Regions from separate parts of the Homo sapiens genome. Here regions 1 and 2 are each linked to region 3. A link is a loop called in an ENCODE intact Hi-C map of the cell type or tissue named here. Cell type or tissue: PC-9. All regions are shown on one strand. Each heading gives the region's core, and the rest is flanking DNA. Links, peaks and the distances in the headings are about the cores only.

Region 1 (4,624 bases), core at 317-4,316, 180 kb after region 3:
ACAGACCATTGGACTAGAACAGTTCCATTCTCATACATTTGATAATGGACTTAACATGTAAGTATACATGCACCCACTTTATGAATAAATATGCGTAAGTCTGTGTTATGATTAGTCTCTTTTACCATTGAGGTCATGTGCTCAAACAAGTTTAGAGACTCCTTTGTTAGCCAGTCACCATTAATATAGAACAGAAAAGATTAATTTTTGGTGGAATGGATGAAAATATTAAGAGGTTTCAAACTAAGTATCAATTTTATAATCAATTGTAGAGATTCCTTTGTTAGCCAGTCACCATTAATATAGAACAGAGAAGATTAATTTTTGGTGGAATGGATGAAAATGTTAAGAGGGCTTCAAACTAAGTATCAATTTTACAATCAAGTATGATAATCTTCCTTGCAGCATTGTATGGTATGTTGGTGTGAACTTGGTAGCCCTTGGGTTATTTCCTGCAGAAGTCTAAGGGTGTGAGATGTAACATTTTCCGTATATTGTTAGCCTCTGTATGTGCATAATAGAGTGAAGAACTTCCTGAAGGGGGTACAACACAGCTAGTGTTATCATTCTATATCCAAAAATGGCAGAGGGAGAAAGTCAAAGGGACCACCATTAATATTTTGCTGTTTCAGTATTCTTTCTATAAGTATTTGCATACATTTTTGGTTTACTAAATTATGATTATGTTGAACAGTGTTTTATAATCCAGTTTTTTTCACTGTGTATTTTTCCTTGTCAAAGGGTGAGAATAAGACAATAGATTCATGATTGTGAAGGTCATTTTCGGTGGTTCGACCTCTTAGTTCTGAGACTCAGCCCCTGGAAAGTCTGCCCTTGTTGCTTGCACTTGCTTTGTAAATCCAAAAACCCAACTGCTTTGCAGGCAGAACTACAGCCTCCACATGCACCATGATTCAGGTAGACCAGGAGTGCCTTCTCCTTTCTGTACTAAAAACACCTGAGAAAACCATATTGAGAGGAGAAGGCTTTGAAAGATGCATAGACTTGACCTGAACCTGGAAGTCCTCCCAGCCAGGTGGGACCTTAGGATCCCCAGGCTGAGCTGTAACCAGCTGTGCCAAGCAATGACCTACTTCTTCCAGTTCCAAGTTCTCCATCAAAAGAATTCTGACTGCTTCAGAGAAAATTCTTGTCCCTCTACCCCCACCACAGACATAGGCACTAGGTAATATTGACATGTGAAATAAACTTCCATGGGTATCCTTTGATTCCAACAAAACTAAGAACAAACATCTTGGATATGAAAATAAAGCATGAAGGTACTTAGTAACTGCCACCAGTATTAATAGGACACGATTAATGGGAACCACTAAGGGCCATGGCATAGACAAAGTAGGCTGCCCACCATGAGCAGTTCCCTGGCAGTCACCAAAATTCACCCCCTTTCCCACTCCAGCAGGCTCGTCGGAATGCAAGGGATGTGATTATATGGGTAGACTTGGCAATGATATTTTTAGAAGCCAATCTTATTCTTAAAATTTTAACACGTTATTACCTCTTATTAGTTTCAAGTTACTGTGTGATACAGCACTGTGCCTAAAAAATCTGGCTGTGAATGATATCTTCTGATTACTGGTGTCCACTGCTGATTCTCTGTAACCAGTGAAACCTGCTCCATCTCCATAGGGGAGGGCTTAGGACCTGGAGAAACCTTGCTAGATTTCTGCAACCTAGCTGGGGTCCAAAAGTATTGTTAGCATCCACATTTTTTATATACCGTTCAGTTAACAGCATGGACATGTTTGTGGAAAGCTTCAGATGCCCATTCCTCTGTTAAGCATCAGGTTCCCCGGATCAAAGGGGTAGGAGGGTCTTATGCAGTCTTCAGAATGGTCTCTGGGTTCCACCTTTATTAACCAAGGGAGGCTTGTGGCGGGGGTCGAGGAGGTGAGCCAGCCACCACACAAGCAGTTTTAGACCCTGTGTGACTTCCTTAGTTATCTGTGGAATGCAGTTTGGCAGGAAGGTTCTGGCTTGCAAATAATTCAAGTTTTATCAGTCATCTCTAGTGGCCAGTCCCTCCATTTTAATCACTTTAGAGCAACCCAAGAGGTCTTTGGTGAATGGTCATTTCAGTTCTTTGTAAATACTTCTGAATTGGAACATTTCTGTATGAACAGCCCAGATAAACAAAGGGCCCAGTGTATTGGGTTTTGTTGGTATTTTTACCAAGTTTGTTGAGCCAGCCTTCTTCATACAAGTCCATTCTTGGAATTCTAAACATGACTAATGGCAGACTTCTGAATGCTACCTATAAGCACAAAGCTTTTGTAATTGACTTTCTTTAGCGGTGACCCTAGGCTTGTGGTCCAAAAGCTGTTGATGAGGAAATTGCTTTCTGGGTTTGGCCTGGGGGATTTTCCTTGTCACAGTAGGGTGTGCAGAAGTGAGTTGCTGCCTGAGATCAGTGTTAGGAGGTTTGAGGTTGCATCTGATTGATTAGTAATGTCTTCCATGGGCATAGGTGGGAGTGATGACCTGCTCTCAATCTGTCACCCCACAGGCAACCTACCAATATAAGGTCTTACCCCACCAACACTTGAAGCCAGCCACTGGGGACTTCACAGCACCTTGGTGAGGGGTCCTGTTAGTGAGGGACTTAACTGAGATTACCAAAAATGAACCTCTGACCTCTGAGCAATGTCTGGCCAAAGCATTTCTTCTTTCCCAAATGGAAGATGCCTTTTCTACCTTGGAGCCTGTTTGCCTGGGTTTTCAAGGTCATTTCAGTAGTGCAAAAACTCTGCAGTTCTGTGAAATGTCTTCCAGATCCAAGCACTGAGTTGATTGGTGTTCTGTAGGCAGAACTGTCGGGTTTGATCAGGGCTTCCCCCACAAACCTTTCTCCATCAAAGATAAGAACTTTAATACAGATTAAACCCCACAGCAGCAAATTCCAGGAGACTCTCTAGGTTCATCACTTGTATTAGAACATGATGGCATCAAAGTATTGACCGGGGCTTAGAGATGTTAAACAGAGATCTTCTGGTAATAGTTTTTATAAGAGGATTTGATTTGGGGATAAAATTGATGATTTTGGCCAACTTGTGTCTTTGCTCTAACTTCTTTAAAACTAGAGTAAATAAGTAGATATTTTTATTTTATTTCCTTGTAATAAATATTTTTACATATCATTATATAAAGTCCCTTTTGGCTCTTGTCAGATTTTTCCTGCTTTTAAAGGAATTTTATCTATAATTTTATTCAATGTTATTTTTCAGTCTTCACACTTTAAGGATGACTTAACTCTTACAGGTTGGAATGCTTAATCCAATTTCAAATATCAACTTTAGTCCACTCAGAAATCAACGTGTCATTCAACCACTGAGATTCACATGTGAAAATGTAAGAGCTAACGGTGGAAGGGCGTCTGTCTACATGTGCGCTCTGTGGACCACGCTAAGTGGAGATTACCGGAGTGTAGAGAAGAGAGCATTTGGTGGGGACATTGGCACCCTCTGGGCATTTTTACATTTCTGTGACATCCGCACTGCCGCATGTCACAGAGGGGCAGTCAGTCAGCACGAGGTGCTGCAGAACAGGCCATCCTGAGCAGAAAGCCAAAGTGGGCCCATTTGTTTCTTGGGACTTTCAAAGGGCACAGCCCCCACCTTTAGAAGTAAGTCGTTTGACTTGCTGGAACAATGGTGTGCAAAGAACCTCGCTGTTCAATCGGTGCAGTGCGATGCCAGGGGCTCAGCTGACTTAAGCACTGTTGAGCTGCAGCCCTGACACCACTGTCTGTCTTCTGTCCCTCTCTGCCGGCCTCTCCCCAAGCTGAGCGCAGTGTCCTGCACCTGGTGAGGCCTCAATACATTTTTGTTGAATTGAAATGGGTCCTTCATTGCTGGTCCTTATATCCCTACCCCGGGTTGGGACCATCACAAAGGGCCTTCCATGGTGCCATTGACGGCTCTGAATCAGTCATTAACACATCCTCAGACATCTCCAGTATTGATGTGGCTGCTCACTCCACCCCTCGCCAGTCAGCACATCTGCACTGTCACTGGTACAAAGGACAGAGCCAAGGAGGCCCTGGTGGGAGCCTGATATAATTCCCCAACAAACCCTTCACTGTCTGCACAACGCTGCTGATGCAACAAGCTCCACGCATCTGCGGCTGTGGAAATGTGTTTCGTCTTGAGCTTTAGGTCAGTGTTAATACATTTTTATTAATAAGCCGCTGCAGGGTGTGGGATATGAAATCAGCTTTAGAGCTGCATGGTATCTTATGGAGTTGCCTGGCTGATTCCCACCTTCATTTTACAGAGAAGCAAATGGAGGCGTGATCCAAAATGAAATTTGATTTTTTTAAAGGGGTGAAGACTGTGTCTTTTCTGAATTTCAAAGAAACCAAGTAAATGCAAACTGGACCCCGATGATAACACATTTAAAATCAATTGTTGAGCTCTTCTTTGCTCCAGGTAATAAGAGGAGGAGGGGGAAGATTCAGATTTGTGGGGGATGCCAGCCCATGTCAAGGGTCAGAGAAGCTGCGTGTCAGGTCTCAGCACAGATCGAAGAAGAAGCCGGGAGAGGAGGAGGGGCAGGAGCTGGAGAGAGGCCCATCAAGGAAAATGGCACAGCCTCCCCTTCCCCGGGA
Region 2 (4,624 bases), core at 317-4,316, 680 kb before region 3:
TTTGTATTTTTAGTAGAGACAGGGTTTCATATATTGGCCAGGCTGGTCTCAAACTCCTGACCTCAGGTGATCCACCTTCCTCATCCTCCCAAAGTGCTGGGATTATAGGCATAAGTCACCCCGCCTGATCGTCATTTCCCTTTTAAAGATACTGGCCAGGGAGGTCCTTTGACATCATCATCTTCATTATGGAGATCAAGGAGCCAGAAGATGAAGGAGCCAGAAGGTCACTGGGCTGGGCCTCTGGTCTCATTGAGGGTTTGAGAATGAGGGGAGAGGAGTAGCCATAGGCATGTCCTTTATGTTCTTGCCACTCATGTCTAGGCCCTGGTTTTCCTTACTTGTCAAATGGGAATAATAATGCCTTGCTTCCCTTTTTTACAGGGGGTTGTGAAAAAAATAAGTCAATGAATGTGGAACATTCGTTAACAAAGGCATTCATTAACAAAGGCATTATCATTGTCAACATGCTGACAAGTTAAACATATCCATCTTAAGGCTAAGTCAGATTCCAAAAGCAGAACTTTCTTTATTTGCAGTTTCAAAGAGCAGAAACAGCAAGACCTTTCTCCCTCTATCCTAAAGTGTTTCCAGAATGTTCTAACGAGCATGAGCCAATGATAAGCATCAGTTGTTTTTGTCTGTTCAACAGATGTTCTCCTTGTTTTCTATAACAGCAGTTCATCTGACATTAGAAAATGCTTTCAACATAGGTAGAAATGTTAACCCAGTCCCACTCCAACCCATAAGGCCAAGCAGATCCTTTCTTCCCAGGAATTTCAATCTTGGTGGAGCCACACAAGGATAAAAATCAATTGACCCTGACACATGCCTTTCTCTGGGGCTACTTGTGTGTCCTTTCATGCATTTCTCTTTTGCTCGAGTCAGCTGAGATCTGATTAATTTCTGTTGCTTGCAGTCAGAAATCCCAACCTGAGGGTCCTACTTTGTCCTTCCCTTAAGGACTCAGAGATAGGGAAGCTCAGGAGAGAAACAGGAACTGTGGAAAAATTTCCCAGATGATGGGGAGACGGGGTCAGGGAGACGGAGCAGCCCAGTGCAGAAGTAGATCAGATTAGATCAGAACCCAGGAGAGAACCTGTAAACACTGGCTGATGTGGTAGGGACATAATACACTCAAACAGGCCATAGGGATTGGGGTCTTCCTCCTAGCCCCTAGCTTGAGCCCTCCTCTCTGTGACACCAAGCTAGGCCCTATCATGCCTAGCTTTGATAGGGCTCCTGTATTTCCCTCTGGCTCACATTTCTATATTTGATCTTGATTAGGGCAATGAAAGGCTCTGGGATTGGCTTGTCCAACTCCCTCATTGTCTTCAGATAGAGAAAGTGAGGACCAAAGACAATAGGAGTCTTTTGGTCCTTTGTAAGCTTGCTTTTTGTTTCTATCTGAGCTTATCCCACAAACAGCTTAAGAACCCCCGAAGAGCTCCTTCTAGGGAGGGCCAGGCACTGGCAGGACCTCACCACCACCACTTAGACCCAGATGGAGACCAGGAATGGTTTCTACGGTGGCCTAGCTTAAGAGTGAAGTCACAGAGGGGCCTGCAGGATTGGCAAGGTCACCAGTCATTCCCACTAGCTGTACTTTTGGCAGATCAGCTTTTTGTTGGGCATGGGTCAGGCCTTCTCAAAGTGCTCCTCAAGATGAGGCTCAGAGAGGCAACATAAATCATGAAAGGGCCAGCCGTGGGCTCTTCACACAATCCCCTACCATCTTGCTAAAAGTTGAAGGGCAGCACAGCCATACCTCATACATGGTAGCTTATTTTTGGCTGATGAAAGGCCCCAGATACTCAGGCTCCTTAGCAGAGATGTGGGACTTAGGGAGGAAGAACTGTTCATTGGCAATGATGAGCGGCAAGTGATCCCTTTATGGCCCGGAAAGGTCCTTTGGACACTCACGCAGAGCACCAAGGAGATGGAACTCAGCCACCCAACTTGCCCAATTCTGGACTCCTCTCACCTGCCTCAGCCAGGACCAGGGATGGAACAGGGAAGCGGGGAGCAAAGGCCTTCAACCCAGAATGCTCTAGGAGGGGACACTGTGCAACCCAGGCATGATGAGTCCTCTCTGTGAAATAGGGAAAGTCAGAGAACCAGACCTACAGTCAGGCACTGTCAAAAGTTTATGATCCTAATTTCCCAGGGAGCCACAGCCCCTCTCAATTTTGGGGCCTTGCAGGTTCCGCTGCTCCCAGTGGACCAATCCTCTCTCTCCTGGGTGCCTGGGCCACATCCTAGTGGGAGCTGATGTGATTGGCTCAGCTCCAATGACCTTCACATCTCATGGGTCAGGTACCAACAATGGACGAGCTTCCTTGGGTCACCCTTCACCCAGCCAGTGTCATCCCTGAGGAAGGTCAGGACAGGCTGGCAGGTGTCATAGCTGACAAGTCTGGTCACACCCCAGGAGCTGGCCAAGACTCACGTTTGGCACTCACAGTCATAGTCCAAGCAAATTGGGGAGCAGGTGACCTCACTCATGTGGCACAGGGCTTGGTGACCCCTGCCAGGCCCCCCAGTATTTCCCCACTCGATCACCTTTGGCCATGTTAAGAGGACATTGTTAGTCCTGATATTTTTCTTGCTTGTCCTTTGTTAGGGGTAATAAAAATGCCCTAAGAAACTTCACATTAACAAAGTTGTATTCTAAGTCTTAAACAAACAAACAAAAAGGATAAACAGGTTTGTGGGCTAGAGAGCTTCAGATTTATAATAGCAATGCCATTCGTTTGCAGTAGGAATGTCAGTGATAAAGATCTTTTAAATAGCTGTGTGTTGTTTGTTATTCTACGTAAAATTACTCAGCTGGATGATGAAAATGGTGAAAACACAGTGCAACATGACCAAGCAGACCTTGAAGTGTACAATACATCAGGGCATTTTGGGATCATCTAATAAATGGCAGTGCAGTTCCCAACTCCAAACAGAAGAACATGTGAAGCTTCAGCAACCTGATCAGGCCACGTAGGAGCCGACTGTGGTGGCACCATGCACGTAACTGGCCTCAACCGAGTGACCACCCCGTATCCTGTCCTCATTCAGGAAATGCCTCCATCTGCCTTCAGCACTAAATTGAGTTCAATTTCCTTGCCCATTGTCACTTTAACCAAGCGGGAGGAGGCACTGCTCCACCACCTTCCTGCCCCAAGATCCAGACATAGACGCTGCTCCACTCTCTGTAACTGCATGAGATAGGGCAGGTTATGGGACCTCTCTGTGCTTCGGTTTCCTCCTAGGTAAAATGGAAGTGAAGCACCACCTTATAAGGGTGTTTTGAAGTTTAGCATCAGGCATGGAGTAACTGTTCTTAATTATTTGCTGCTTTATTAATAGTATAATCATCACAGGGATTTTCTTAGCTCCTCCAGAGATGAGCTCTTCACCCTCATTGCTACTTGCATGTCTGAGATGGCCTAGGACATACTGATTGATTCATTCATTCATTGAGTTTATCAAATATTTACCAAGTGCTAACTATGTGCTATGCCCTGGGGTCATAATGATGTTATATCTGAGAGATGTTCAATGGTCTTTTTATCCATTTCTTTGGCATTCTAGTGTGGCTTCCTGATTGCCTACACTTAGTGGTACTGATGCAGACTAACAGCTATCATCAATTGGGCACCTACCATAAACCAAGTAATTTATATACACATTATCCAATTAGTTCCTTACACAACCCTAAGTGCTATGTGTTGCTACCTTCACTTTCAGCCAAGAAAACTGAGGCATAGAGAGGTTAAGTAACTCGTTCACATTCCTACAGTGAGATAGCCTCAGCATCAGGATTTGAACAGACATCTGTTTGAGTCCTAACCTCTCCACCATGCTCTGGGAAGCCAAGGGAAGGTGGGAACCCCCTCCCTGTTCTGGAGGGCCATCTTCCTGGTCACAGCAAGACACTCCCTTAGTTTTATCCGTGAGAAGCTGAAAACCCTTCAGCAGCTTCTATTCCCACTACTACACAAATCGTCCTGTGACCAGGGGTGTAAGCAGCCAAGTTTTTTCATGGGGCTGTGTACAAGAATTCCCTTTTCTCTACATCCTTACCAACACTTTTATTTTATCTTTTTGATAACAGCCATCCTAACAGGTATGAGGTGATGCCTCATTGTGGTTTTAATTTGCATTTCTCTGATGATTAATAATGTTAAGCATTTTTTCCATATACTTGTTGGCCATTTATATGATTTTAAGAAAGGAGAAAGGAAGAAAGGAAGGAAGGAAAGAAAGGAAAGAAAGGAAAAGAAAGGATAGATTATTGATTTTGAAATGTTAATTTTGTATCCTGCAACTTTACTGAATTTATTAGTTCTAATAGTTTTTTGTGAAGTCTTCAGGGTTTTTTAATAGATGGTATCACCTGCAAACACAGACAATTTTGCTTCTTCCTTTCAATTTGGATGCCTTTTATTTCTTTTTCTTTCCTATTGCTCTGGCTAGGACTTCCAGTAAGTACTTTACTAAATAGAAGTGGTGAGAGTGGACATCCTTATCTTGTTTCCAATCTTAGAGGAAAAGCTTTCAACTTTTTCCATTGAGTATAATATTAGCTGTGGACTTGTCACATAGGGCATTTGCTATGTTGAGGTACATTTTT
Region 3 (4,624 bases), core at 333-4,332:
AGCCACACAGCTCAGTAGCAGGGCTAAGTCTCACCGTGCTGTGGAGCCCAGCTCACAGAGCCAAATCCATTTGCAAAGGAGGGGCTGTCAGAGCTGCTGTTTGTCTTCTCAAGGCTGTGCAGCATCCTGCCTTAGAGTCTCGGCAGCCTTCCAGGGGAGTTTTGCTTTTAACTGTATTATAGTGGTTGGGCAACTTGGGAAATCTGAATTCCATTGACACATTTACAATCCTCTTGCCTCTCAGATCATGAAGAAACTCCATCTCATAGACACAAAGTCTTTCAGAGCTCTGGGCCTCTTAAAGGATAAAAACACTGTCTTATTGGATGGGAAAGTAGAGAATTTCTGGGCAAAATGGCACCCAACAGTGAAGATTTGGGTTCCTTTTCCTCTTGGCTTTTCACTGAGAGAGCAACTCTCTGGAGTAGACAGTCTCTTGCAACTGATCTTTGTTTACTTCAGTCACCACCATCAGAGTGATTTTGTCCACAGAGCCCATGAGCTTTTTAAGGGCTACAAAAGTGTCCCAAGGGCTAGGGAAAAACATGTTGGCAAAACAGTGCTAAAATAAAACTTTATTCGAAATTAATATATTGATAATTAAACAGCTACAAAATTTAACATTTTGTTAGCTAGTCAACTGCAATTCAACTCATGTCCTATTTTCACATGTAAATTCTGTTTGCATAAAGGGTGGGCATGTTGTATATCATGTGAGATGAATCCCTGAAAAGTCAGGAGGCTGTATTAGTCAATGTCCATTGAGGAAAACAGAATGGTCCAGGCCAAGTAGTTGAGATGAGGGGGATTTAATATGGGAAGGGCAAAGGGTCAGAAGAGTTAGCTGCAAAAGAAACAGGAGAAGGAGAGGCAACCGAGAGTTTAGCTACAACTAGAAGCCACCATCACCCCTTGGGCTGGAAGGGTCAAAGGAGGAGGGGATACTCCCAAACTTGGGTTCTAGGGGCCACTAGATAGGACTTGGAAGGAGAGGATACAGTGGGAGGCCTGTTGACAGAAGGAGCTGGACCCATGGAGAACATTCAGCCATTGCCAGAAACACTACCTGGAGCAGGGATAGTGGGGAGAAGTACCCTGGCTCCTCCCTGTCTCTCCTCTCCCAATCTCTCCCCAGAGCCTTTTGATAGCCACACCTATCTGCAAGCCAGTGAGCAAGAACTCCAGGACACTCATTCGCAGGGCTCACCCCTCTACGATGCAGAGAAGAATGGGAAACAGGACACGGCAGGGATATGAGAGCAAACCAGCAAGTGGCCCTACCCGTAGCTTAGGAGGGACATTGACAAGCAGAAGTGTGCTTGTAAGAGAGTGACAAAGGTTGTGAGGGACTCAGGTGCCAATCTTATGAAGAAGAGGCAGGAATCATGAATTGTTGGCTGAACACAGACTTTCAAAGTTCAACCTAGGGAAGACTTCCTTTCAGAGTGTCCAGAGAAGAAGAGGTCTGCCTTAGGAGGCAGGGAGGGATGAAGGCTAGGAAGGGGAGCCGGGTCAGATGATTTCACAGACCCATTCATTCCCTGAGAGTGTGATCCTGCACTCCACCACCATGATGCTGAGAGCCGGTCCATGTGGCACTGGCTAGACTAGAATGATAATACATATATTGATGAGAGGTTTGCTGCAAAAATGACCCATAACAAACAGCCCTGATAGCTCAGTAGCTTACAGCAACCACTGATTTTGTACCCACCATGTGCTGGTTGGCTGTGCTTTGGCTGGTCTTGGCTGGACTCAGCCAAGTTTAGATGAGAGGGGCTCACTCAGGGCATCAGGTTGGGACCAAGACTGTCCCACAGGTAGAGTGAGCTGTCCCAGCTTTCTGCTGGGGCTCAAGCTGGCTTCAGGAATGTGCTTTTCTTGTGGCAGAGAGTGGAAATGCCAAGAGGACTGGCAGGAACGTGCTATCTGCCTAGGGCCTCAGCTCAGAATGACACACTCTAACTTCCATCCTCTTTCCATTGGCCAAAGCAAGCCATATGGCCAAAGCCAAAGTTAAGGGTAGAGGATCTGCCCACGGGAAAGTCATATCAAGGGATAGGAGGGTAGCAACGATTTCAGACAAGTAATACAATCTACCATGGATAAAAAGAATATTTTAATAGTAATGGGGCAGTATAGCAGAGTGGTTAAAGGGTTTGAGCAAACTGGCAAGGGTTTGAGCTCCACCTCTGCTACTTCTGGACAAAATGGCCTTGGGCAAACTCTCTGGGCCTCCTTTTCCTCATCCAGAAAATGGGAAGCCTAGTATGCAGACCTTCCAGTGTGGCTGTGAGGGAGCGCTGGGCTGACAGATATGAAATGCTGAGCTGGGTGTCTGGCATCTAAGAAGAGCCTAATAGATGCTGGCTGGTACGTTGTTAGGAAGAATCTATTGAAAATTGTGCCTTCTGGAGACAAGGCATGCAGCAAAGGTGAGGGGAGAAACATTTCAGGGAAATAATTTGAAAATCTCTGCATGGTAGGCTTATGAAAAAAGGAAATACCTCAGTAACTGAGTCATCCCCTGAGCTCTGGGAACAGAAAGCCTGCAGGCTGGCACTGTTCTCCACTGCAGAGTTGACAGCTTGTTGGAGGAGGAGTGGCACAAGGTGGGGAGGGGGGCAGATTTCCTCTCCTGACGACTTGCTCTGGTTCACCCACAGCCCCATGCACATAAAGGTCCAGTTTCTGGAAGCAGCCTTAGAAATTCTGTGGAATTTCTGGGTCCCAGGAACTGCCACTTTGCAATTTGAGAATTTAAATATATGTAGATGCTTAGTCTTTTCTTTTACAGAAAGATACAAATTCCTCCAAAAATACATCGTCCTCAATCATTTTTTATTCTTGTGCCTACCCAAATCAAGCCCTAAGCTGTTGAAAGAAAGAAAGTAAATAATAGGGAAAGAGACAAGCAAAAACCAAATCGAAGTTTCAAAAACCAGGTGAAAATCCCACCAGTTATGAGATGGCCTTGATTGGGGGCCAGGAGGGCAGGCGTGGGTTTCCCGGGTCTCTATGTGACACAGTGGTTAGAACATGTCTTTTGGAGTCAAATTGCCTCAGTTCAAACCCCATCTCTGCTGGCCCCCAGATATGAAACTGGGTAAACAAGCCCTTATGAATCAGAATCCTCATCAGTTAAAATCAGACGATGTTAGCTTCTTTCTCACAGGTAATTGCAAAGTTTGCAGGAGATACTAGTGGCTCTTGAAGCACTTGCTATGTGGTGGCCACATGCATTGCTTTTCTTTGTGAAGGATCAACACAGTTGATAAGCACTCTATTAGCCAAGGTCAAGAATTTTATTTCCACATGGCAAACAGAGTGTTTGCTTTGAGAAGAGATCAGGAGGGATGAGGAGGCATGCTGAACAAAATACAACTGCTGGCCAAATTCAGCCCATGGAACCAGTCTGCTGGTTCTCAGCTTTGGAGGCTCAGCAATTAGATTTGTTAATATAACTGTCTTAGTTTGAGTTCCCCAAAGCCAACCCTGAGATGAGGATTCATCTGGAAGCAATTCATTTGAAAAAGATTTATTAGCAATTGTTCCCTGGAAAAACGGGTAGGCAAGTGGGAAAGTAGGACCAAGAAGCAGGAGTGTGACATCCTGCCTGGAGGGTAACTTTGGCTGTTTCCCCCAGGTGAGCTCTGGAGATAGGGCAGGTGACACCTCAGAGTGTCTGGGGGTGGGGGAAGCTGGGGATTGATCAGTCATTAGTCACAGGTAGCCCCAGGAAGAGGCACATCCCAGGCATTTCCAGCTCTCCATGCACACAGGCAAAGTGGGTTTCAGCAGCCTGAGAGCTGTCCTCAGATGCTGGCTGTTAAGGAGAAAGCACAAGAGGTGTCTATGGGCACAAAAATGGTGAAGGGGATCCAAGGAGCTTGGGCAGAGCAAAGCAGCAACTGGTACAACACCCAAAGGTGATAGGTGCCGGGACTGACTTGCAGGAAGCAAACTCCCAAGAGATGGCCACGTTTCCAGGGAGAGACAGAACTAGCCAGCACTTCTGGTTCTCATGTCCAAGGATCCTCAGCCCATGTTCTCCAGGGAAGAAAACCTCTGTTATAAACGGGGATTACAGGGTAATGAGGCACTCACCACCAGAAGCTTGGTTGGATTTCATAATGGCTGAGTCCTGGAGCTTCAGCAGTGATAAGAGAAGGACAGGACTGTTTGTGGGTCAGGACTCCATGTTGCCCTGCCAGAGCTGGAGGCAACAGCATCACGGGCAGCCTTGTGGTGCAATAAGAGACATGCTGCCCTTGGAAGTCAGGTGGAGCCACGTTCCAACCCCGTCTCTTTCATGTTTGAGCTGCGTAACCTTGGGCCTCTCTAAGCCTCATCATCTAAGATCTGCCTGGAATGCCTGCCACCCCAGCCCTTGTAGGGTCGATTCAGAATCAGTGTCTTATACCTCCTCCTTAAAGAGCCACGGGATTCCTGCTCTATGTGAGGGAGCTGTTGCTCAGAAAAGAGTACATGACAATTATCATTGCCTGTGTCTTCCCCTTGGCTAGCCTCCCTGTATTTCGTTGCTCCTCTTTCCCTTTCTTTTTGAGAAAAGGGAGTTTGTCTCAAACTCCCTGAAGCCTGCCCCCTGTTTCTCCCCACCTGG

What was found. Peaks named below come from ENCODE experiments on the same cell type or tissue, not always from the same donor. Only the 100,000 strongest peaks of a DNase experiment are listed, where the experiment ranks them.
Region 1: it touches region 3 in a loop (5-fold over the local background); 1 of 110 quality-filtered maps calls a loop at or near these places.
Region 2: it touches region 3 in a loop (10-fold over the local background); 1 of 110 quality-filtered maps calls a loop at or near these places.

The regions. Positions count from the first base shown.
Region 1 is chr3:44,046,334-44,050,957 of GRCh38, forward strand. All of the region lies in intron 2 of LOC124909489 (a long non-coding RNA gene), which reads left to right. Among named protein-coding and RNA genes, the nearest start is that of MIR138-1, 66 kb to the right of the region's middle. In PC-9, for the core only: no CTCF peak of the experiment used is centred there; DNase peaks (open chromatin) are centred at 1,658 and 2,128; H3K27ac peaks cover 2,568 bases.
Region 2 is chr3:43,183,036-43,187,659 of GRCh38, forward strand. No RefSeq gene overlaps it. Among named protein-coding and RNA genes, the nearest start is that of POMGNT2, 79 kb to the left of the region's middle. In PC-9, for the core only: no CTCF peak of the experiment used is centred there; a DNase peak (open chromatin) is centred at 2,756; H3K27ac peaks cover 3,044 bases.
Region 3 is chr3:43,867,761-43,872,384 of GRCh38, forward strand. All of the region lies in intron 1 of LOC107986081 (a long non-coding RNA gene), which reads right to left. Among named protein-coding and RNA genes, the nearest start is that of ABHD5, 180 kb to the left of the region's middle. In PC-9, for the core only: no CTCF peak of the experiment used is centred there; DNase peaks (open chromatin) are centred at 2,521, 3,271 and 3,691; H3K4me3 peaks cover 1,367 bases; H3K27ac peaks cover 4,000 bases.